Regions from separate parts of the Homo sapiens genome. Here all the other regions are linked to region 2. Evidence: chromatin loops called from intact Hi-C (ENCODE). Cell type or tissue: PC-3. All regions are shown on one strand.

Evidence for each region. Peaks named below come from ENCODE experiments on the same cell type or tissue, not always from the same donor. Only the 100,000 strongest peaks of a DNase experiment are listed, where the experiment ranks them.
Region 1: it touches region 2 in a loop (8-fold over the local background); 3 of 110 quality-filtered maps call a loop at or near these places.
Region 3: it touches region 2 in a loop (5-fold over the local background); 5 of 110 quality-filtered maps call a loop at or near these places.

Annotation. Positions count from the first base shown.
Region 1 is chr10:120,729,034-120,737,033 of GRCh38, reverse strand. The region is part of intron 2 of LINC02930 (long intergenic non-protein coding RNA 2930); the gene reads right to left. Among named protein-coding and RNA genes, the nearest start is that of WDR11-DT, 120 kb to the left of the region's middle. In PC-3, CTCF peaks have their summits at 851 and 1,051 (motif pointing right); DNase peaks (open chromatin) are centred at 3,923, 4,033 and 4,763; H3K4me3 peaks cover 3,095 bases; H3K27ac peaks cover 4,995 bases.
Region 2 is chr10:120,838,483-120,846,482 of GRCh38, reverse strand. All of the region lies in intron 1 of WDR11-DT (WDR11 divergent transcript), which reads left to right. Among named protein-coding and RNA genes, the nearest start is that of WDR11-DT, 8.7 kb to the left of the region's middle. In PC-3, a CTCF peak has its summit at 4,435 (motif pointing right); a DNase peak (open chromatin) is centred at 4,542; H3K4me3 peaks cover 413 bases; H3K27ac peaks cover 3,702 bases.
Region 3 is chr10:120,420,356-120,428,355 of GRCh38, reverse strand. No RefSeq gene overlaps it. Among named protein-coding and RNA genes, the nearest start is that of PLPP4, 33 kb to the left of the region's middle. In PC-3, a CTCF peak has its summit at 4,826 (motif pointing left); DNase peaks (open chromatin) are centred at 4,385, 4,815 and 5,695; H3K27ac peaks cover 1,885 bases.

The DNA.
Region 1 (8,000 bases), 110 kb after region 2:
GGTGGATCATTTGAGGTCAGGAGTTCGAGACCAGTATGGCCAACATGGTGAAACCCTGTCTCTACTAAAAATACAAAAAAAATTATCTGGGCATGGTGGTGGGCACCTGTACTCCCAGCTTCTCGGGAGGCTGAGACAGGAGAATCACGACCTGGGAGGTAGAGGTTGCAGTGAGCTGAGATTGCACCACTGCACTCCAGCCTGGGCAACAGGGTGAGACTCCAAAAAAAAAAGAAAGAAAGAAGGAAGGAATGAAAGAAAGAAAGGAAGGAAGGAAGGGAGGAAGAAAGGAAGGGAGGGAGGAAGGAAGGGAGGGAGGTAGGGAGGAAAGGAGGGAGGGAGGAGCTGATCAGGCAGGGGCTCAGGGGCTCTCCCTCCTGGCTGCTCCACACCTGCCATGTGCCGGGTGTCAGGATGCAGTGGTGCCAGACTGGCCTGCAGACTGCCTGTAGCCATGTCCCACTTCCCACGGGTCATGTTGCTGCATCCCCCAGCCCTCCCCATCACCAACTCTGTGTCTGATTCAGGCCATGTCTGTGTCTTGGCTGGGCCACCGTCACACCCATCATCCAGGTGTCCTGCCTCTGGCCTCACATTGCTCGACACCAAGCTACCTTTTTGCATCTCAGCCCTGACCCATCACTTTACTGCTGACATTCCAGTGTCCCCTAAATGCCAAACCTCAAACATTTTAGCTGTGACAACGACAAGTGTCACAATCTGGCCAAGCCACCTTTTCTGTCCCTTTGCCCACACCTGTCCTTTTGCCCACACCTGTTGGTATGTTCTGGCTCCTCCCCTGAGACCCAGTTTAAATTGTCTTTAGCAAATAGAGAGTATCTTATTTTATAGAAGAGGATGAGATGGAAACTAGCTTTACACAGACGAAAGGATTTCAAAAAAGCTTCAGACTTACATTACCAAAAATGATGAATTATTTCCCTGGAGGAAGAAACATAGTGGATACTTACCGTGAAATAATCAGTACTCAGAATATTGCAAGTGTCTCTGAGTACTAGAGCGACTTTAATAATCTGAAAATGCTCCTTCTGACCACTAGATGGCACATCTAAAATACCAGGCAAATGGCACACCTCCTTAATTCAAAGCAGGTATTATTACTACAATTACTACCACAGTTTATTTATAATGGTTGTAGTATTTGTCCACACACCACTTACTATAATGCAAACACTACTCATGGTTATGAATATTCAGAGGATGAAGTTTGTTATGCAATCGGATGTCAGGTATCCCCAGGCATCTGCAGTGGTCCCAAAACGCTTTGGGATCAGTTTCATGGAAGATAATTTTTCCATGGATGACGGGGAATGCTTTTGGGATGAAACTGTTCCACCTCCGATCATCAGGCATTAGATTATCATAAGAAGCGTGCAACTTAGATCCCTAGCATGTGCAGTTCACAATAGGGTTCCCGCTCTTAGGAGAATCTAATGCTGCTGCTGATTGACAGGAGGCAGAGCTCAGGCAGTAATGCTCACTGGCCTACTGCTGACCTTCTGCTGTGTGGCCAGGTCCCTAGCAGGCCACGGACTGGTATGGGTCCTTGGCCTGGTGTTGGGGACCCCTGATCTATAGGATCAATATTAAGCTCTGAGCCCAAAGTACATCCACCCTCTCCACTGAACCCATCCCAATACCTTTGGTCCTGAAAGATACTTTTTTCTAGTTCACATAAACAAATAGCTCTCAACCTGCAAATGCCCAGAGTTTAACCAACTTTTCTAACTAGGCCCAAACAAGCAACTTGGAACCAAAAATGTCTCTGTTTCCTACCACTTAGGAGCAAATGACTGATTTTGACATTCCTTGGGTCTCTTCTCTGACCCTGTTCTCCTCCCGCCTCTGTCCCAATTAGTACCTCAAGGCCTTTGCTTTTAGGGAAGCCAATAAACACTCAAACTGGTGCATGCAAAATTATTTTTACTGCATGTTAAAGAGTAATTATGAAACAATACGCACATGATGTTCCCACATAAAAATCTTTTAAAGCGATAATGAGACTATTTCTTTGTAGGTGGAGATGTATATTTGACTCACTTCCATGAATTCTGGTCTAATCGTATCTTATTTCCTTCATTTTGTTTTAGTGCTTGGAAGAGCTCCATCGAAATTCACTCTTATCTTCAGCCTCAGCACTGAGCTGCATTACATAAACATGAGTTGCTTCTTTATGACCATTTGAGAAGAGTAAAGAATCATTTCCTTTTTTAAGGCAAACACGGTCCATTGTAGAAACTTCATACATTAAATAAGCCAGGTTTGCAAACATCTGCCCAAAGACACCCAATAGAGAAGCCCTATGCATATAGCAGATTATTGAAGGACATTCTCAGCCAAGTCATCAAGTTTCTTCAGTCATTTCAGACCTGAAATTCACAGTGAAGTCCATCCATCACCACCAAGTCTTGCCATCTGCCCTTGGAGGGTCACAAAGGAGATCCATGTATTTAGCTGCTAATAACTTATTTTTTTTCTTCAAGACTCAATTTAGATGTCACTTCTTCCGGGAAGTCTTCTATGAATTTCCTTCCCAGATCAATTACCTAGCACTACGTTTAACGCAATGGATTATAATGATGTGTTTATGAGGCTGCTTAACCTACTAAGGGCAAGGATTGTACGTTATTCATTCTATTACCCATCATAATGCCTGGCACATAGAAAAAAGAAAAGTGAATGAATGAATGAATGGATGAATGAATCAATCAAAGTATGAATCAAAGCATGAATGTAAACTGTACATTTCCTGGGAGAAAGAGAGAAAGGGTCTCCATTTTTATGAGTTAGGACATTTCCCAACGTTGTATTGGTCAGGGTTCTCTAAGGGGACAGAACAGAACTAATAGGATATCTATCTATCTATCTATTTATCTATCTATCTGAAGGAGAGTAGTAGTATATTATATATATATATATTTATATATATTTATATACATATTTATATATTTATATATATTTTTATATATATTTATATATTTATATATATTTATATATATATTTATATATTTATATATATATTTATATATTTATATATATTTATATATATATTTATATATTTATATATATTTATATATATATTTATATATTTATATATATTTATATATATATTTATATATTTATATATATTTATATATATATTTATATATTTATATATATTTATATATATATTTATATATTTATATTTATATATATTTATATATTTATATATATTTATATATATTTATATATTTATATATATTTATATATATTTATATATTTATATATATTTATATATATTTATATATTTATATATATTTATATATATTTATATATTTATATATATTTATATATATTTATATATATTTATATATATTTATATATTTTTATATATTTATATATATTTATATATATATTTATATATTTATATATATTTATATATATTTATATATATATTTATATATTTTTATATTTATATATGTATAATTTATATATATTTTTATATATTTATATATTTATATATATTTATATATATTTATATATTTATATATTGGTATATATATTTATATATATTTATATATTTATATATTTATATATATTTATATATTTATATATATTTATATATATTTATATATATATTTATATATACTTATATATATTTATATATATTTATATATATTTATATATATTTATATATATTTATACATATTTATATATATTTATATATATTTTTATATATATTTATATATATGAAGGGAAGTAATAGAATATATATATATATATATACACACATACACACACACACACACACACATATATATATAAAGGGTAGTTTATTAGGAGAGTTGACTCACATGATCACAAGGTGAGATCCCACAATAGGGCATCTGCAAGCTGAGGAGCAAGGAATCCAGACTGAGTCTCAAAACCTCTAACATAGGGAAGCTGATGGTGCAGCCTTCAGTCTGGCTGAAAGCCCGAGAGCCCCTAGCAAATCACTGGTGTAAGTCCAAGAATCCAAAAGCTGAAGAACTTAAGAGTATCCAACATGGAGGAAAGATGAAGGGCAGAAGACACGGCAAATCTCTCTCCTTCCACTTTCTTCTGCCTACTTTATTTTAGCCACGCTGGCAGCTGATTAGATGGTGCCCACTCAGCTTGGGGGTGGGTCTGCCTCTCCCAGTCCACTGACTCAAATGTTAATCTCCTTTGTCAGCACCCTCACAGACACACCCAGGAACAAATACTTTGCATCCTTCAATCCAATCAAGTTGACACTCAATATTAATCATCGTGCTTGTTTTCAAGGCTGATTCATGTACTTGTAGGTTAAAAAAACTGTTGGATTCCACATATATTACAAGCAATAACCAAGTGATTTGGTCATTTTAATTAACAACTGTGTAAAACAAGTAAAAATCATTTTGTAAAATATCAAACATTAATAAATGGCACAATTTATGGCAGTTTGATTTACAAAATTCTCTCAAATATGATATTTCTTTGCTTCTCTGAACACCCATCTTGAATGGGTTAGATTGGGAATCATTTTATAGATGAAATAATAGAAACTTGGAGAAGTCAACTGACTTGAGTTAGTGAAGGCTGATTCAGGACAAGATTTTCTGATTCCAAAGCCACTGTCCATCCTATAACACCATCAAGCTCATTCCCCTCACCTCTATATCATAAACCTGCTGGCTGTTTGACTAGTTTGGCCAGTGGATTGGATGATTTAATCAATTAACGTGTTAGTCATAGACAAAGAAACCTGTTCCTCTCCAAGCTCAGCCATTTACTAGCTGTTTGACATCTGACTTTGAATGAGTCATGGAAATATTGTCCAAGCCTTCAGTTTCCTGAAGTTGGGGTTAAAGAATAAAGTCAATAAAAGAAAATATACTTTTTAACTCTCAGTTGGTTAGAGTTCAGCATCCTCCTCCTTATCATTATTATAACAACAATAACTACCCTTTCTTCTGTTCTGATTGCATACCTATACTGTTCTTAGTACTGGACATTAAGAACTCATTCACTTCCGTAACACCTAAAGTAGGTACTCTCCTTATTCTCATTTTACAGATGCAGAAACTGAGGCATAACAAAGTTAAGCAACTCAATATGGTTAAATATCTAGTCAGTAGATGGGGAAGGATTCAAATTAAGGTAGTTTTGCATCAGAGTCCGTGCATTATTACATAGAAAGCACCTAGCCCAGTGCTTGGCACAGCAAAGCTCAGTAAACATAGTTTTTATTGTTAAATATTGCTAAATGCAAATCCTACCAGTTTATTGGGGGAGGGCCTATACCATTCTCATACTCAATGCAAAGGAGGCATCAAGTTCATCTATCTGGAAAGATGAGAACTGTGGGGATCTCCTGGTGGCTGAGCCCTCATCCAAGTATGCCCAAGCCAAAAGCCACAGTGTACATTTAATGTAATAATTCCTGCCACCATGTGCAAAGCCTTGAAAGCAATTAGTTCATACCCAGCTATTATTAAGAAGTTATTTTTGTAATAAAAATATGTCTTCCTTTAATTTCTACATAAATGCAAGGGTGCCAATACAAGTATAGTTTATTTAAAGATGTTCTTGCAGGAATTTAATTTATCCTTTTGAAGAAGCTGCAGAGGAAAGGTACAGAGATGAGCAAGACAATTTGGAAGTGTCCTGAGCTACAGATAAAGAAAGGGTAGCTTCTTTCTCACTGGAACTCAATATCAAACTCTCAGCTTGATCAAGGACAGAGTACATAAGTCTTTGGCGACCAGTGGCCCTTGGAGGTAATATCCCAGCTACTAGTTTGTATGAGTTAGAGTTATCATAGAGTAAATCTCAGCACACAATAGAATGGGTTACTTTGAAACAGTACAACAGGGACTGCAAACACAGTGCATGCCAGGGTTTTAGAGTGCTTTCGAGTGGGGCTTGTTAAAACTACAGGGTAAAAAACAAATACCCAAGCACAATATTTTCAGAAGCAACAAAGTATAGAAGAAAGAACATGTCAGGAGATCGAGACCATCCTGGCTAACACGGTGAAACCCCGTCTCTACTAAAAATACAAAAATTAGCCGGGCGTGGTGGCGCGCGCCTGTAGTCCCAGCTACACGGGAGGCTGAGGCAGGAGAATGGCGTGAACCCGGGAGGCGGAGCTTGCAGTGAGTCGAGATCGCGCCACTGCACTCCAGCCTGGGCGACAGAGCGAGACTCCCTCTCAAAAAAAAAAAAAAAAAAAAAAAAAAAAAGAAGAAAGAACATTGCACTTGGCACAAAACCTAAGCCTGAGCCCAGCTCTGTCCTTATAGATTGTATCCCATAGACAAGTCACTAACTGGCTTGATCCTCAGATTCTTCTAGACAATGGAAATAACATAAACTATTTCCTACAGTTCCTATTCATTTTGAAAAATCTTGAAACAAAGAACATGAAAGCACTTGGAAAACTATCAAATTTGAACTGCAAGCCATTTTAAATTCATTATTAATAACAAAAAAAGAGAGCCACCTAATATGAATGTCAAAATACATGGAAGAATCAGTACATTAGCAATTATATGAATCGTGCTGTCCTTTAGGCAGGTATAATCTAATTCTCATTATATTTATTGTACCAAATTATTTGAAATTACATTCAAGTTATGCCATGCAAATTATAGTCAGTGATGAATATGTTGAGCAGAAAACTATGTGATTTAATATTTACCATGTAACAGATCTAAATTGGCAAATACCTTAAGGCAGTGATTTAGGCTATTATTAAATAATGATGAAAAATCATTTACTCCCAATGTAGTTCTAGAATAAAAAGACAAACTTCTGAGGTTGGGGGGAATATTGGAGTTTCATAATGGCTTTGGATTAAGGCCTCGTCACTATTGACTGACTTGGTTGAAAACTGCTGGCTTCTTAAAGGTCAAGCATTATTATTCACCAACTTTTATAGTCATTTGTAATATGGGATGATATGCAGAATCAGGATCTCCCTGGATTCTCTTCTGAATACCTAAGGAGTCAGAGTTTATCAAGAGCAGGCGGGTACAGTATATTATTGATTCCTTCTTATGAACTTGCAGAGTTTTTGTAGAAGATCAGCTGCACCCTAGCTGAAATACACATGGATTCTGAAAATAAACATACATATGGGAAAACATAATCCACTGCGGATGAAAGATTTATCAGCCTGCCTCTTGTGACCCATATGGCAGCAAAATTAATGGCTGTTTGGAAGCTATAAATTTAGAAAAACCCTTTGTACATGGGAACTCATGTTTACCCATGCTGTATGTTAAGTAGCCTATGAAACAGCTGAACCATTGAGAAGCATCCTTCCTGAACTCTAATTTGTACACAATGGCCCTATTTACTTGGAAAGCCTCTTTATTTTCTAAGGAACAGAGCATCCAGTGCAAAAACTCTAATAAACAAACAAACAAAAAATAATACTAAGGCCCTACAGGATAAACCAAATTCCACAAGCCAGTTTCTGAGAAAAGTTATAAGGAAAGGGATTTGTATGCCGTGTTGTGGAACTGAAAAGACAGTTTTGTCAAACTTATCTCCCTTTTCAAATAAATTTGATGCAATGGATTTTTTTAATCTTAGGTAAATAATAAGAATCTTAGGTACTATTACGGGAACGATTTTGGAAAAGACCAGTGAGAGCATTTTTTAGATTTGCCCCTCTGCAATAGGGCAAGAGGGTGACAACAGTTAATCTCAGAGGTTCTTCCCTTCTCTGACATCCTATGATCTTATGATTTCCTAATATTTAGGTCTACCTGTCAGGTATACAGCCTCCTAAGCCTATGGGATTTAGGACAAGGATCACAAACTTAAATATCTTAGTGGGCCAGGAATGAATACTCTATCAAATGGCAATTGTGGGGAATGAGGGAATGCATGTCCCTTCTAAAAGGGGTGTTAAGGATTGAATTGTGTCAATTCAAATTTATATGTTGAAGTTCTCATTCCCAATACCTAAGAATGTGGCTTTA
Region 2 (8,000 bases):
GACGCTTGGGGTTGGGACTGAGGGGACAGGCTGGAGGGAAAGAAGGAAGATTTGGGACGAGTTGCACTGGGCACAGAGACTAGGAAGGGACTGATGTGTAAAAGAATGCCTGGACGTCAGGCACCTCAGACCATTTGCCCATTTTACGACAAGAATTATTTAGATCTTGTAGGATGGAAAAATTGAAAGTGCCATTTTCCGGCTATTTGGAACTACTGTCGAGTTTGTATTGGGGTCAAGCGGCATTGTAGAAGAAAATAAAGCATTTAGGTTTTAGGTCAGGTGTGAGTTGAAGAGGTTTTAAGTTTTTGAGAACACAGGCTAAGGGACAAGAAGGAGGAATGGAAGGTGGAAGCTTACCCATAGTGAAGGAGGCAAGCCCAGAAAAAAGAGTAGAGACACGGAGAAGGGGTGGGGAGTTCTTGCCCTCCAGAAAAGCAGAGAAGGGGTTGGGGCACAGAAATAAGAGGTCAGGGTGCGGAAATAAGGGATTGGGGCGCAGAGATAAGAGGTTGGGGTGCAGAAATAAGCAATTGGGGGGTTCTTGCCCCCTAGGAAAGCGGGACTTGCCGCTAAGGGTGAAGGAGAAGGGGTTGAGGGGTACTTGCCCCTGCCCCAGGAAAGCGGGACTTGCCGCTAAGGGTGAAGGACCAAGGCAGGCGTCCCTGCATTGTCTGACACCCTTGAAACGTGGGTATGTAATCAGAGAGGCGTCCCTGCAATGATTAAACACCAAGGGAAGGCTGCCTTCCCAGTCTGTGACTGGCGCCGGAGTTTTGGGTCCACGGATAAAACGTGTCTCTTTTGTCTCTATCAGAAAATGAATTGAAATTAAGAGAAGGGAGAGATTGAAGTGTAGCGCCAAGATTGAAAGGAGAAAGCGGTTGAGGGATAGTGAGGGAGGTTGGAGAAGAGAGTAAAAAGATGCTGCTTACTGGATTTGAAATTGGTGAGATGTTTCTTGGGCTGGTCGGTCTGAGGACCTGAGGTTGTAGGTGGATCTTTCTCACGGAGCAAAGAGCAGGAGGACGGGATTGATCTCCCAAGGGAGGTCCCCCGATCCGAGTCATGGCACCAAATTCCATGTGCGTCGGTGTGAAGAGACCACCAAACAGGCTTTGTGTGAGCAATAAAGCTGTTTATTTCACATGGGTGCAGGTGGGCTAAGTCCGAAAAGAGAGTCAGCGAAGGGAGATAGGGGTGGGGCCGTTTTATAGGATTTGGGAAGGTAATGGAAAATTACAGTCAAAGGGGGTTGTTCTCTGGTGGGTAGGGGTGGATCTCACAAAGTACATTCTCAAGGGTGGGGAGAATTACAAAGAACCTTCTTAAGGGTGGGGGAGACTACAAAGTACCTTCTTAAGGGTGGGGGAGATTACAAAGTACATTGATCAGTTAGAGTGGGGCAGGAACAAATCACAATGGTGGAATGTCATCAGTTAAGGCTGTTTTTACTTCTTTTGTGGATCTTCAGTTACTTTAGGCCATCTGGATGTATACGTGCAAGTCACAGGGGATGCGATGGCCTGGCCTGGGCTCAGAGGCCTGACAGTTAGCTCCTTGATCAACAAAAGGGACAACATATTGGTGATTTTTCATCACAGGTTTTTGTGTCTAGCTTACCATTCTTGTAAAACAGCTTTCTCAAAGGTCACCTCATATCCTCTTAGTTGTTCAAACCAATGATCATGTTTTGGCTTTTAGTTGATCATGTTTTGCTGCAGCTTCCCTCCCCTTCCCTTGTTGTCTTACCTTTCCTTACCCCACACCCTAACCTACTGATGCTTTGGGGGCCACCAGATGTGCCCAAAACCACACATCTAAATTTATCACTCTCTTATTAAAAATCTTTGATGCCTCCCATGAGAAGATTGCTAATTGACTCCCCAAATTCATTCTCTCCTTTTTTTCTTAGGGATAGAACTTGAGTTTATATCTAGGCACCTTGTCCCTCCATTAAATGAGTACATTCCCCCAACTCCCTTTACAACTAGACCCAGCCATGAGACTAAATTTCTGGCCAATAAATGAAAATGGAAGTGTTGCATAGTGACCTCTGAGAAGTCACTTTGCTGTTCTGAGCAATTTCAATAGTTACACCTTACATTATTATTATCTTCAGATATATCTGTCTCAAAGGGGAGGCCAACACATTTTTAAGTAATCATAATATAGGAAAAATTATATATACCATAGTAGACTTAGAGTTCCTCTCATAAAGGAACAAAATCCTAGTCTTCCTTTTGCCCCAATGTCTGGCACCTTTCCTGGCATACAGTTGGTCTTCAACAAATGATTGATGGTGCAGGAGTTCCAAATGCCCACTGAGCATAAGGTCAAACAGGCACAAGGTGACAATCAGGCATCAGCGCAGTAGCTCACAGATGGGGGCAGGCAGCAGGTAACCAGCCCTCTCATCCCCCTGGTAAGAAAAAGCCTCTTGGAGAAAAAGAGATTAATTAGTTTAAATCTGTAAGCTACCTTGAAGATAATGGATGTTGGATATTTAGGCAAGGACAGGCTGGGTTTGGGACAGTAATGTATCTCCCATAATACAAGAGTGTGTAATTAAGTATGTTAATGGATTTTATGTCCTTCTCTGAAGCATCTGTCTTGGCCAGAGTGGAAGACAGAATATTGGACACACTGGACAATTGATCTCTTTAATAGGACAGAACTTATGCTCCTCTTTTATGCCTCAAAAGCTACCATTTCGCCCCATGCCTGATGACATAAACTCCAAAGCCTGGTAATGCGCACTCAGGGCATCCTGCCACTGCTAAATCATTTGCATCCCTAAACTAGGACAACTTTTTTACCCTCTTCTTTTGAAGTCAGTAGAGATAAATGCATGCGAACTTCTGATTCCTATTTTGATTTGGTGGTGGAAACACAAGAAATGGAAGAAGACAGAAATAATATGTAACAGAATAAATGACTTACTTCATAAGTAAACTTTCCAAGTTCACGTAGGTGATGAAGTCAGTAGCTTCCTTTTAAGCACTTGCAAGTTGAATACTGTGATAAACCTTTTACCTGCATCATCTCATTTCATCTGCACAAAGTCACAAAGACTATATTATGACAAATATTTTCACAAGTTCACAGAGTTGCCCAAGTTTATACAGACAATAAAAGGCAGAGCCAGCGTTGGAACCCAGGGGAGTCTGATTCTGAAACGCATGCCTTTAACCACATTGCCTTCCATGTCATGTACTCCACAGCCCAGTTAGAAGAAACTCCAGCTGCCTGGGAAGCGTGAGATTTAAAAAAAAACAACAGCTTCACTAAGACATAATTCACATACCATACAATTCATCCATCTAATATGTATAATTTGCTGTGTTTTGGTATATTCACAGAGTTTAGCAACCATCACCATAATCAATTTCAGGACATTTTATCACTTCTAAAAGAAACCCTGTACCCATTAGCAGTTGCTCACCATTTCCCCTACTTGCCATCCCTCAACTCTAGCAACTGCTCATCTACTTTCTGTCCATATACATTTGCCTGTTCTGGACAGTTCATATGAAGGGAACCATAAAGCATGTAGTATTTTATGCCTGGCTTCTTCCGCTTACCATAACATTTTCAAAATTTGTCCATGTTGTATCATCTATCAGTACTTTATTCCTTTTCACTGCTGAGTAATATTTCATTATATGGATATACCATCTTTTATTTATTCAGTCATCAGCTGATAGGCATTTGGTTTGTTTCTGCTTTCTAGCTATTTCAAATGTGTTGCTATGGACATTCCTGTACATATTTTTTGTGTGAATATATGTTTTCAATTCTCTTGGGTATATACCTAGTAGTACAATTGCTGGCTCATATAAAAACTCTATATTTAACTTTTTGAGGAAACTGCCAGACTGTTTTCCAGAGACTGCACCGTATTGCATTTCTGTTAGCAGTGTGTAAGTATTCCAATCTCTCCAAATCCTGGCCAACACTCATTATTATCTGTCTTCTTTATAATAGCCATCCTGGTGGGTGTGAAGTAGTTCTCGTTGTAGTTTTGATATGCATTCTTCTGATGGCTAATGATGCTGAGCATCTTTTCAAGTGCTTATTGGCCATTTATATCTTCTTTGAATAAATATTCAGATCCTTTGCTTATTTTTATATTGAGGTATCTGTCTTTTCACTATTGAGTTATAAGAGTTCTTCATATATTCTAGAAACAGTCTCTTTTTTTCTTTTTCTTTCTTTTTTTTTTTTTTTAAGACAAGGTCTCACTGTCACCCAGGCTGGAGTGCAGTGGTGTGATCATAGCTCACTGTAGCCTCACACTCCTGGGCTCAAAGGATCCTTCTGCCTCAGCATCCTGAGTAGCTGGGATTACAGGCAGGAGCCATAGTGCCTGTTTGAGTCTCTTGTCAGATATATAATTTGCCAAAATGTTCTCACATTCTGTAGGTGGCAGCATGGACTTTGAGCCACTTAGCTGAGCAACACATTCCCAGTGAGGCAAAGGGCTGTGGTCAAGGTCTTATTTCCAAAACCAAGCACTGGCCTGGATGTGGTCTGATTGTGGTCTGATTGTGGAAAGCAAAGGGAAAACAACTCTGACAATGAGAATTGTGTATCTAAGCACAAGGTGCATTACTCCCAGGAAAAATTGGATGAGTCAAAGGGAAAATTTTCTTTTATATATGTTTCATTATTTGTGTAGCTTTTATTTGCATTTCTGTTTTATTTTATGTGAAATGGCAAGATAATGAGCAACTTGAGGCACACTGGTGACAGTCCTACATGGTATCTTCTAGCACCACGGGCTTCTCTGTGCACAAGTCCATAAAATCCATGCATTCTGTGTGTTTCTTTAAAGGCTTTCAAATGCCCTTCTATTGCTAATGCCAGATATCATTTGTTGAGCATTTAACCATGTGCTAGGAGATGAGCTAAGGACTTTCTATGTGAGCTAAGCCTGTTTCACTTCTTAACCCCTCACACTGGATTTTATTCTAGCGCTGGAGAGTCATGGAAGGTTAGCATTAGTAACAGGAGGGTGTTTGTTGGGACTTTGGGCAGATTACTTGACCTCATTAAGCCTCCTTTTCTCCTTCTGTTATTTGTGGGGAGGAGAGTAACTATTCCTGGATGATGAAAAACACTAAATTAGATAACATATTAAAAGAGCTCAAAACAGCACCTAGCTTCCTATAGTACCTTATTATTTGCTGACAGTGCTGGAGCATGAATCTAGCCTCCTATTTTCTTTCTTTCTTTTTTGAGACAGGGTCTCACTCTGTCACCCAGGCTGGAGTGCATTGGCATGGTCTTGGCTCACTACAACCTCTGCCTCCTGGGTTCAAGTGATTCTCGTGTCTCAGCCTCCTGAGTAGCTGGGATTACAGGCATGAGCCACGAAGCCTATTTTTTCGTATTTTTGGTAGAGACAGGTTTCACCATGTTGGCCAGGCCAGTCTCAATCTCCTGGCCTCAAGTGATCAGCCCGCCTCGGCCTCTCAAAGTGCTAGAATTACAGGTGTGAGCCACTCTGCCCGGCTGAGGCCTCCTATTTTCAATAACAACACTAACCCATCTAAGCTATACCATCTTGAATCTGAAGAGCGATATTTATATTTTCTCTTTAAGGAGTGGCTTGCAGGAGAAGAAATAATAAGGATTTGGGTAAAGATGGAGTTGAATTTGCTGCATGAGTCACCAGGACACCACAACTGCAGCCAGTTTTCTCTTTTTAAAAAAAGTTGCTGTATTATTCTTTATGTTTCCAAAGAGTAGGATGAGATTGTCCTGAGGCACTTTCAGGATAGGTGAGGGCTCTATGAACCCCTGCTTTGGCTGTTGCTGGTACCCAGGCCTCTCAATTCAGTCGGTCCACACTCAAGGCTGTTTTAGGGCAGACTTTGTTTTTTTTTGTTGTTGTTGTTGTTTTTCTGAGATGGAGTCTCGCTCTGTCGCCCAGGCTGGAGTGTGGTGGCGTGAACTCTGCTCACTGCAAGCTCCACCTCCCGGGTTCGCGCCATTCTCCTGCCTCAGCCTCCCGAGTAGCTGGGACTACAGGTGCCCACCACCACGCCCGGCTAATTTTTTGTATTTTTAGTAGAGACTGGGTTTCACCGTGTTAGTTAGGATGGTCTCCATCTCCTGACCTCGTGATCCGCCCGCCTTGGCCTCCCAAAGTGCTGGGATTACAGATGTGAGCCACCGCGCCCGAGGGCAGACTTTGATTTACAGGTTGGTCTTACTCTAAGTGAAAATGCAAGTATGACACACAGAGATTCAAAAAACCAGTGGTAAATAGTCTTAGACTAGCTCTAGAACTAAAACAAGAGCTTTAGGGGGTCATAACATGAATGCATCATGCAGCATTTGGAAAATTACTGCTGAGATTGACCTAGAGGAGGGGTTAACTCCACTCTTTTTAAAGGATCAGGCTGTCTTCACACTCAGTGAAAGACTCAGCTGTTTGAGCTGCCAGGCGTGCCCCACCCAGTGCTCTCCAAGAGCTGTGGGCCAGGACGACCACTCTGCAAGTCACAGACGCTTACTTAGGCAGATGCTGCTCAGGGCTTGCCTCTGGTGACTGCAGGAGTTAAGTTTTAAAGGAGGGGGGCTACAACTTGTGTACCTTTCAGTATGATGTTGCCTCCAGTTTCCTCCTGGTTTGACCTGCACCGAGCCTCCCTTTCCAGTCCTGGTCTCGACTCAGAACTCTTTCCTAGTGCTTGGCTGTTCCAACTCCCACCAACTCTAGCATCAAAATGTGCCAAGACCTTTACTGCATTTGTTAGATTATTTTCCTTATAACATTGGTACTTTAAATCAGCTAATCCTGTATTATTTAACCCAAAGCATTTGAATTTCCAGCGAACCTTATTTTGTCAGCCTTATTTTGGGTATCACCAACCCCATTTTGTAAATGAAGGAACTCAGCCTTAGAAAGATTAAGTGACTTGCTCACGATCACATAGCTAGCTGAGGACAGAAACGAACCTTGGCCAGGTTTTCTCACTTCCAAGCCAGGGCTCTGTCCAGGATATAAAGCTGCTTCATGTGAGATTTAGGAGTGTTTGTGACGTTCTCATGGGGGTTGAATAGGGACCAGGAGTGCATACTTTGCACAGCAAGACATTTTAAAGAAACATCACCCAGTAACATGGAAGACAAAGTCACCAGCAGAGTGGGTGACTGGCTGAGTAGGGAGAGCACTAAACTGACAGCTCAGATCCGGCATCGACTTTTCTCCTTAAACACGTTCCACTCACTCCTTACTTTGTTGTGGATAATCATCAGTCCTATGTATTATTTGACTACCTTCATTATTAATCTCTTTTTATGTCTCTACATATTATGGGTGATAATCACAGTACAATGGATTAGTCACTGCACTTTATGACATGGTGATTAAGGTTTTTTAGACTGTAGCATGTTTCTGAGAAGAGCAGTCATGATAAAATGCATTTATCCTGAGCAGGCTGTGTTGGGGATATGCTCTTCTAACACCCTTGGTACAAGGAGAGGCAGCTGGGTATTGCTGGAAACAGTGAGGGCTTTGCAGTTTTAGGCAGATAGACAGACAGGAGTCCTACCCTATCTCTGCCACCTCCTAGCTCTGTAACTTTAGGAAAGTTTAGAGGATAAAAATAATACATAATGGTACTTCATAATCATTAAATGAAGTCATATAGGTAAGGTACCAAGATTAAGTCACTAATTGTTACATTGTAGTTAATATAATGTAGAGGGAGAAACACCAGGTGAGGCGCTAGGTGATTTGGGTGCCAGACCCAGGGGGTCCATCACTTGCTGTGTGCTCTTAGAAAAGCAACCTTGCCTTGCTGAGCTTCAATTTCCTCACCTGAACAATGGAGCTAATAGTAACCCACCTGGGAAAGTTGTTGTGATGATTAAATGAGGTCACATATGTAACAGAGGCAGGGGGCAGGCGCTCAGTCAGTGCTTTTACTGTGGTCATGAGGACAGAGCCCAGCCCTGAACTCCAGGTCATTTTGCTAAACCTCTGG
Region 3 (8,000 bases), 420 kb after region 2:
GTGACTTCTGACAGCTGAATCAGAAACTTGCCTTCATGGATTTGCAATGTCTGAATGGGCTGGGGTGGGGCAAGGACAGCCTCAGATTGCCAGAACACCATCTCTGCTCTTTCATTGCTTTTAAGACAGTATTTTTCATACTTCAGTGAATTATTTACTTATATAAAAATACATGTACTTGTATTTATTTACAAGTACTTATGTAGTACTTTCTATATTCCAGACAGTCTTCTAGGGGTCTTATAAATATTAACTCTTTTAATCTTTATAACAATATTGAAGCAGAGGTTGTTTTTATCTTCATTTTTTAAGTGAGGCAACTGAAACACAGAGAGGTTGAGAACTTTGCCCACAGTTGCACAGCTGGTAAATGGCAGAGCCAAGGCAGTCTGTCTTCCTAATTTGTGTCAAGCTGTTTATATGGGGTATATATAAGTTAATGGCAAAATAAAGCATATCAATAAAAACAAACAATGTATTAAATTCTGGTTACTGTTGCCTATCCTGAGTCTTACTTTCTGTTTGTTGAAGGGGAGATTAAGGAGTGTTTTTAGAGGCATTAAAGGAAATAGCACAAAACTGATGCCTTCTCATTGACATAATTGGAACTGAAAGAGAACTGCAAAGTGAGTAACTTTCTTATTTTGTGGGTCAATGTTATTTAACACCACAACAGAGCACAATTTATGGTACCTGTTAGGGAGAAAATGTGCTGATAAATTATCACTTTTGTGCCATAAGTGTCAGAGGGCAGTTTGTTTTCTCATAGTTTCAACCTCTTCTTGATAACCCTGTGTGCTGATGCTTTGTTGGAAAGATCTTATCTTTTTTTGCACAAACTGTCTTAGCCCTAGTCACGTGATTAGAAAATCCCTATAAGTTGGGTCTAAATTAACCAAGCCTTTATGGTTGAATATTTCCAATCAACACACGATCAGCAGTTAATAGGGATCTAGGATGGTGGTTCTTAACTTGAGGTCTCTGGACCAGTAGGATGGGCATCACCCAAGAACTCTTTAGAAATCCATATTCTCTGAGCCACCCTAGGCCTACTAAATTAGAAACTGTGAAATAGGGCCCAGCAATCTGTGTTTGAATAAAGACCTTCAAGTTCAAAAAATCTGGTCTTTAAAAAATAGGCAAACCTAGTACACAACCATAGTAAAAATTTCATGGAAATTTCTTGTCATGAGTTAGATTTTTAAGAGCTTATATGGAATCAAATCCTGCCTCTACAATTTACTGCTTATGTGACCTTCGGCAAGTCATTTAACCTCTGTAAATCTCAGTTTCCTTTTCTGCAAAATAGGAACGATAAGACCTGATATATAGGGTGTTACCCAGTAAATTAATAATGCATGCAAAGGCTGAACAGTGCATAGTATATGACAAACACTCAAGATATGTTTGTCACTGGTATCATTACTCTTACCATCATTATTGGTGCAACAGCACTTGATGAGAAGTATTTTAAAAGGAAAAGGAGGCCAAGCATGGTGGCTCATGCCTGTAATCGCAGCACTTCGGGAGGCTGAGGCGGGTGGATCGCTGGGGGTCAGGAGTTCAAGACCAGCCTGGCCAATATGATGAAACTCCATCTCTACTAAAAAAAATACAAAAATTAGCTGGGCCTGGTGGGTCACACCTGCAATCCCAGCTACTTGGGAGGCTGAGGCAGTAGAATCACTTGAACTCAGGAGGTGGAGTTGCAGTGAGCCGAGATCACACCACTGCACTCCAGCCTGGGTGACAGAACAAGACTCTGTCTCAAAAAAAAACAAAAAACGGAAAAAGATTGTCAGTGAGTCACAGATGAGAATTCTAAGACAGGAAGAGGTATTCCAGCTCGGCAGCTCAGAGGGTAACTAGGCAAGGATTGTAGACTGAATCCATCTTGTTCAAAATATGTGACTGCCTACTCAAACTCTTCCTCCCACTAGCCTACTACTAACTAGAAACATCTACATTCCTCTCTCTGAAGATCCCTAGAATGCAGAAATGGTCCTTTCACTAGGTATTTCCAGCCAGATTCTTCTCAACTAAGGAAAGATAGGAAGAGAAAGAGTTGGGGAGGGAAACGGGGTGGCAAGGAGAACAGGCAGGATAGGGGCAGGGAAGAGTAAGAAGGGTGGACCACTCCTAGGCAGATCTCAGCTCTTCTTCCACCCCACCCCCTCTCCAAGGCCCCTCACCTCTTGCAGCCCCCATGCCCTGCCTTTAAAATGTGTAACTCTCGTTTCCTTAATGTTCCCCCATGCAGGCTGGAGTTTTGTAATCCAAGCTTTACTAAAACCAAAGGAGAGGAAAAAGAAAAAAGAAAAAGAAGCCTGAAGAAATAAAAGAAACAAACAAAATCCAGAAAACAAGTGGTGCACTCTGAGGACTGGGGTTTGATCCTACAATAGTAGCACAACAAGGACCTGCTAATTGATTTTCTCCATTAAAATGTAATCAGAGGGCTATCCAAATAGAAATGCCATCATCCCAGGGGAGCCCAAGTTGATAGGCAGATTTTTTTCTCTCTCTCACCTGAAATTCTACCCCCAGATCACATATCTTTAATCTTACTCCTACTTGCTCCTTTGGGCTAAGTCAACCAAAGGCAGGTAAGATCAGGACACCTGGCACAGAGGTGACTTGAGAAGATGTGAAAGATGAGAAAGAGTCCATCTGATAGAAGATGAGACAAAAATGAACAACAACTGAGTACCTAATATGTGCCAGGAATCTTAATTAATCCACATAACAAGTCAACAAGGCATTAATAAAAATAGCTATTGTTATTGAGTACTCACTATGTGTCAAGCATTGTCCTCAGCACTTCACGTAGCTTCATGAATTTAACCCTTATCACGACTTCATGAACTACATATTATTATGATGCCCCTTTTTCAGATGAGGAATTTGAGGCATGAAGAAATTAAGAATCGGGTCCTAAGTCATACAGAAGCAAACAGCAGAGCCTGGAGTTGAACCCAGGCACTCTGACTTGAAAATCCACCCTTTTAAGCAATGTCCTTGTAGGAAGAAAGACCAACAATACTACAAAGGTACAGAGGCCTGAGGATGAACAGATATCCAGAAAGAGTCAGGAATTAGTCAGGAAAGTTCCTCAAATGTTGAGAAAATGTTATGGTTTCAGGTTCAGGAGATTGTTTGCATGAGATAAAGAGGATGGAGCTGCCCTGAGGCTTGAGGCAGGTGCAGAAAAAGAAAACTCAATTACAAAGGGGGAAAAAAAATTGAGACCTGAAGAAGATGAGCTGCTATAGCAAGAGCTACATCAGGAGTCTTGGTTGTAAGGAAGAGAAGCCAGATCTAACTACCTTAAGTAGACAAGCAGTTTTTTGGATGGATTTCTATCAGTGATAGAAAAGAAAAAGAACCAGACTTAAAAAGCAAAAGCAGGCAAGAACAAGTGAGATCAAAGCAGCAGAAATTGCATCATGGTCACACCCAAAAAACAGTTCAGTTAGGACACTATCCCTGTGCACTTAACTGTGACCTGTCCCTGATTCTGCTACCATGGCTTTGAGTGACTGCTCAGTATACCCTCATTGGTATGCCACACCCCCAGGTGGGGCATCAGATTGAGCCAGGGTCCATGTCCCATTGAGCTTCTAGAATCTCTGGCAGAATCCTTTCTGCCATCAAGAGTCACACAACACAAGATTAATTATCCTATCCCTTCTCCTCCAGAACCCACAGCATCCATGGCAGCTTGAACAAAGATGCTCCTGTGCAAGTTTAGCTGAGATCCTGATGACCAGCTAGCCTGCATGCCATAGTACACAAACAGCTAGAAAGGTGTCCAAGAGAGAAGGGAACCAACATGCCTTCCGTCTCATTAGATATTTTAGCTTTAAAGACTTTTTCCTTGGGAGTTGTCATCAGCCTTGTGACAAATTCTCCTTCACTCAGAAAGACTCCAAAACCTTGAGGTCCAATGTCATCCAGATGACAAGGTTCTTATTATAAGTGATAGATGAGCAGTGGTCGACAAGGATGACCAAATGCTCCTGGAGTCAGCAGGCTGCAAACACCTCTGCCTCGTGACCCCTGTGAGCACATTGCTCTTTGAGTGACACGCGGAGGAACTGTAATAGGGGAAGGTGCTGGAGAGTAGGGGAAATTCATGCCTGTCTGCTGATCTCATATCCACAGAAGAAGTCCCCGAGACTGTAATACTTTCTTTTTCATCTGAGCGAGGGTTGGACCTGCATCCAAATTTCCTTGTCTACACTTGTGATGACCTGAAGATCACGGTGTAAACACTATGGCAGTGATCCACTTTGCCAAGCTCCCAAAGCTCTCCTATGTTGCAGGTTCATCTTTTTGCTTATTTCCAATTTGTCACTGGAAGGTCAGACAATGAGTCACTAAGCAGGATGCTATGAACATACTGAGTGCTTAAAGAATCTGGCAGCTGAAACCAAGGCAGAATGTGCACATTACGGAGAGAGCACAATTAGCACTGTGACTAAGAACCAAGCGGCTGACCAAGGGTGACAACAAAGGGAAACTTTTAATGATGAGATTTAATTTCCAAGGAAAAACCTCTAGAAAATTATAAACGCAGTAATTTGATTTAATCATCTGCATTTGAATAGCTCTGCATGAGCAACACATTTAAACATTTATAAAATTAAGATGCTAAAATTAATGTTGAGCTATTATAGAAGTGCTCATAATTGTCCAATGATCGTGCATAATTAAATAGCAATCTCCAACATTGCAGGATGGGGCCCCATTCAATGAAACTGTCAAGAGCCAACCTGGAAGATTTATTGGATGCAAAGTCTATGAGCCGTGAGCCCTCTTGTGGCCACAAAGCACAGTGCAGTCTAGGCCCTCCCTCTACCCTTGAGTCCTGGAGGAGTTTAGGGGGCCAAGAATCTAAGCATGAGGACAGGACCCCTGATTCTAAGAAAACTTCTGGGCAGTAAGCACACCCTCTCCTTCTGGATGCCAACAGAGATGCCAGGACAGAGCCCAAACCTTTCCAAGCCTCCAAGGAGGTGTTATCCAAGAACAACTCCTCCCATTTATATAGCTTCAAGTTGCTTTGATGTACAGTAGCCTTTGATCTGTAAGAAAAGCACTGTTGTCCCCATCTAAAGATGTTGAAACTGAGGCTCCAGAGGATGATGTGGCTTGCCCAAGGTCTTTCGTCCTTCAGTCTGATTTTAAATGCTGCCTCCCAAAAGAGGCCTTCCCTGACCATCCTGTATAAAGTTATGCCAGCACCCACCCACCCACACTAGGTCCTGTCAAGCACTAGAACCTCTTTATCCTATTCACTTGCTGACCACATGTTAGCTACATGTCTCCCACACTAGAATAGAAACTCTAGTGGGTCCAGATCTGTCTCACTCACACATGTGCCCCTGACCAAAACACTCAGGTATTAGCTGGGTGTGAGTGCCTAGACACCCTGCTTGGGTTGACCACAGGCCCCTCACACTCTGTGTCCAAAGCTCAACTCTTGAGCTGTCTTGTCCCACAGACACATTCCTCCTCCTGTCATTCATCATCTCAGTTTGGAGGCACCATTTCCTACCTAGTCGCATAAGCCAGAAATCAGAGTGTCTCTTGACTCCTCGGCATTTGAAGAGCCGGCCCCACATCTCCCATCCATAAGTAGCAGACACTGCCTTCTGCAAATCCTACATTCCAGTCGCTTGACTGTGCCCACCGCTCTCCATTTCCAGCCACGCTTTCTTTACAGAGGTCATGATCATGACTCATTTGCATTACGGCAAAAGCCTGCTGGCTGTCCTCCCCAGTTCCAGGCTATAGCCAGAGGGTACTTCCAGAAAGACAAAGCTCCCTTCCCTCTGTCACTTGGAACCCTCTAGGAGCTCCTAAAAGCTCCCTAGTGCTTTTAGGAGAAAGTCCAAAATAGCAAGCATGCCCAACATGGCCTGCATGATCCGGCCCCTGCTGCTCCTCCACCCTCCCCTCCTACACCCCATTCTACACTAACCCCTTTCATGGACATCATCTTACTGAATTCTCACAATAACCGTGCAAGGGAGACATTACCATTCCCATTTTATAAAATGAAGCAAGTTTGGAGAGGCAAAAGTAACTTGCCTGGGGTCCTGAAGCCTCCTGGTTTAAAACCCATTGCTTTTTGTACCTCCATCTGCTGTTCCCTACTGTCATCCTTGGCATTGGTAATGTTTGTTGAGCACCTCCTGTGTATAAGACACCATGCAAGACAGACTCTAGGACACCTTTTCTCTCCCTCCATCAGAAATGCACTAAGCAAGTTATAAAAAGCATTCTTGTTCACACACAGTTAGCAAGATACTAACTGGAGACCATCTGACTCCAGCGCCTTATATTCCAACATCTAGAACTGTGGCCCATCACAGGTACTCAATAAATAATTGTGAAGTGAATGATTGTCCATGCCCCTTCCTCCACTCCCTACCACCTTTTGGGAAGAACACTTGTCTGTAGTGTTATTAGAGCAGTCCATCTTATAAAAGGTAATGCCTAAGAAAACATGAGCCTCACTGATATTCGTCTCTGCTTCTTCAGGGTCCTATGAGTCTAGAAAACTTTTTTGTTTCGCCCCTCCATGAAGATGATAATTCTACCATCATACACGCCTCCCATTCCATTGACACATCCTATGGTGATGCTGATAAATAGCTGTTGTAAAGATGCTGGAAGACACCAGCCACACGTGGACTGTGTCCTGAAATTGCAATATGTCAGGGGCTTCAGATATGACCTGTATTGAGGTTAGAGTATAGACCCAAGTTCTTGCAAAGCCCTACTAAGGCAATGGCTGCAGGGAGGCAGAGGCAGTCCCAAGTCAGAAACGTGTTCCAGGCAACTGCTGATGACACGAGAGTTGTCCATTTACACTAGTTGCCATGGCAACCTTACCATCAAATTTGGAAAGTCTCATGAACAAGACAACCCTAGTGTTAGAGATTTCATGAGAAACACAGACAGATCCAGCCCCAGGGGATGGGTTTTCTTTTGAGGACTTCTCCATAAAGCCAGCCACAGGGTAGAAAGACTGTAAAGGCTGATAAGTGTGAACAGGAAAGCAATGAAAGCCTCTTGAATTTTCAGCCCACTAACTCAGGCTTTGTAAATATCAAAAACAGGTTGTTTTTTAATCTTTGCCCTGGCATGCAATTGTTTCAAAAACTATTTTTTGAATACACTAATGAAGAAAGGAATATATTTTTATAAAATTGGATTTTCTTATAAACTGAAACATAGAAATATATATATTATATAATTTTTCCATAAAACTACCTAGAAAACTAAAGTGGCTCTGAAGATTGGTTGTTCCAATGCACTGTAATTTGTGATTAGAACATCAACATTGACTAGTAGGAAAAACCAGGGATGTTAACCTAGGATCTTATGCTACTAGTAAGCTATTTGTCTCCTTTGAGGCTGGACATGATAATAAATAATATAGTACATGGTTGAAAACAGTTTGGAAAAGCTAAAATGCTAATCCAATATTAATAATGTTTGTTTAATCTCATCTCACCAGCCTTGGGGACTTGTTTCTGCTCACTTGGACCTTACTTCCTTTTTTCTGTGGGTATTAAATATTCCTATTCTGTTGTCTTTGGCCATCACATGGAACCTGAGGTCAGGCTGTGAGGACGTTGTGAAGTGAGTGTGTTTATGGGCACATGGCCACTTATCTTCGTGCACGGGTGGACACATAACATTGAGTGGAAACCTCTGGCCATCCTGACGTGACAAGCAAAAGCCTGGTGATTGGACTCTGACTCTTCTAAGCTTGGTTCAGGGCAAATGATTTCACTAAATTTGGTGGTTGGAATGTCCATTGTCACCTTTTCTGGGCACATGGTCCATAAGGATCCCTTCTTTTATTGGATGACAGCCCTGCCCTGCCCTGCCCACCGCTGTCCCACCCCATTCCATAACCATGACCAAGGCAGCCTCCAGCATGCATGTTGTAGGCTTCAGCTCTTGGGCTACATGAGGATCCT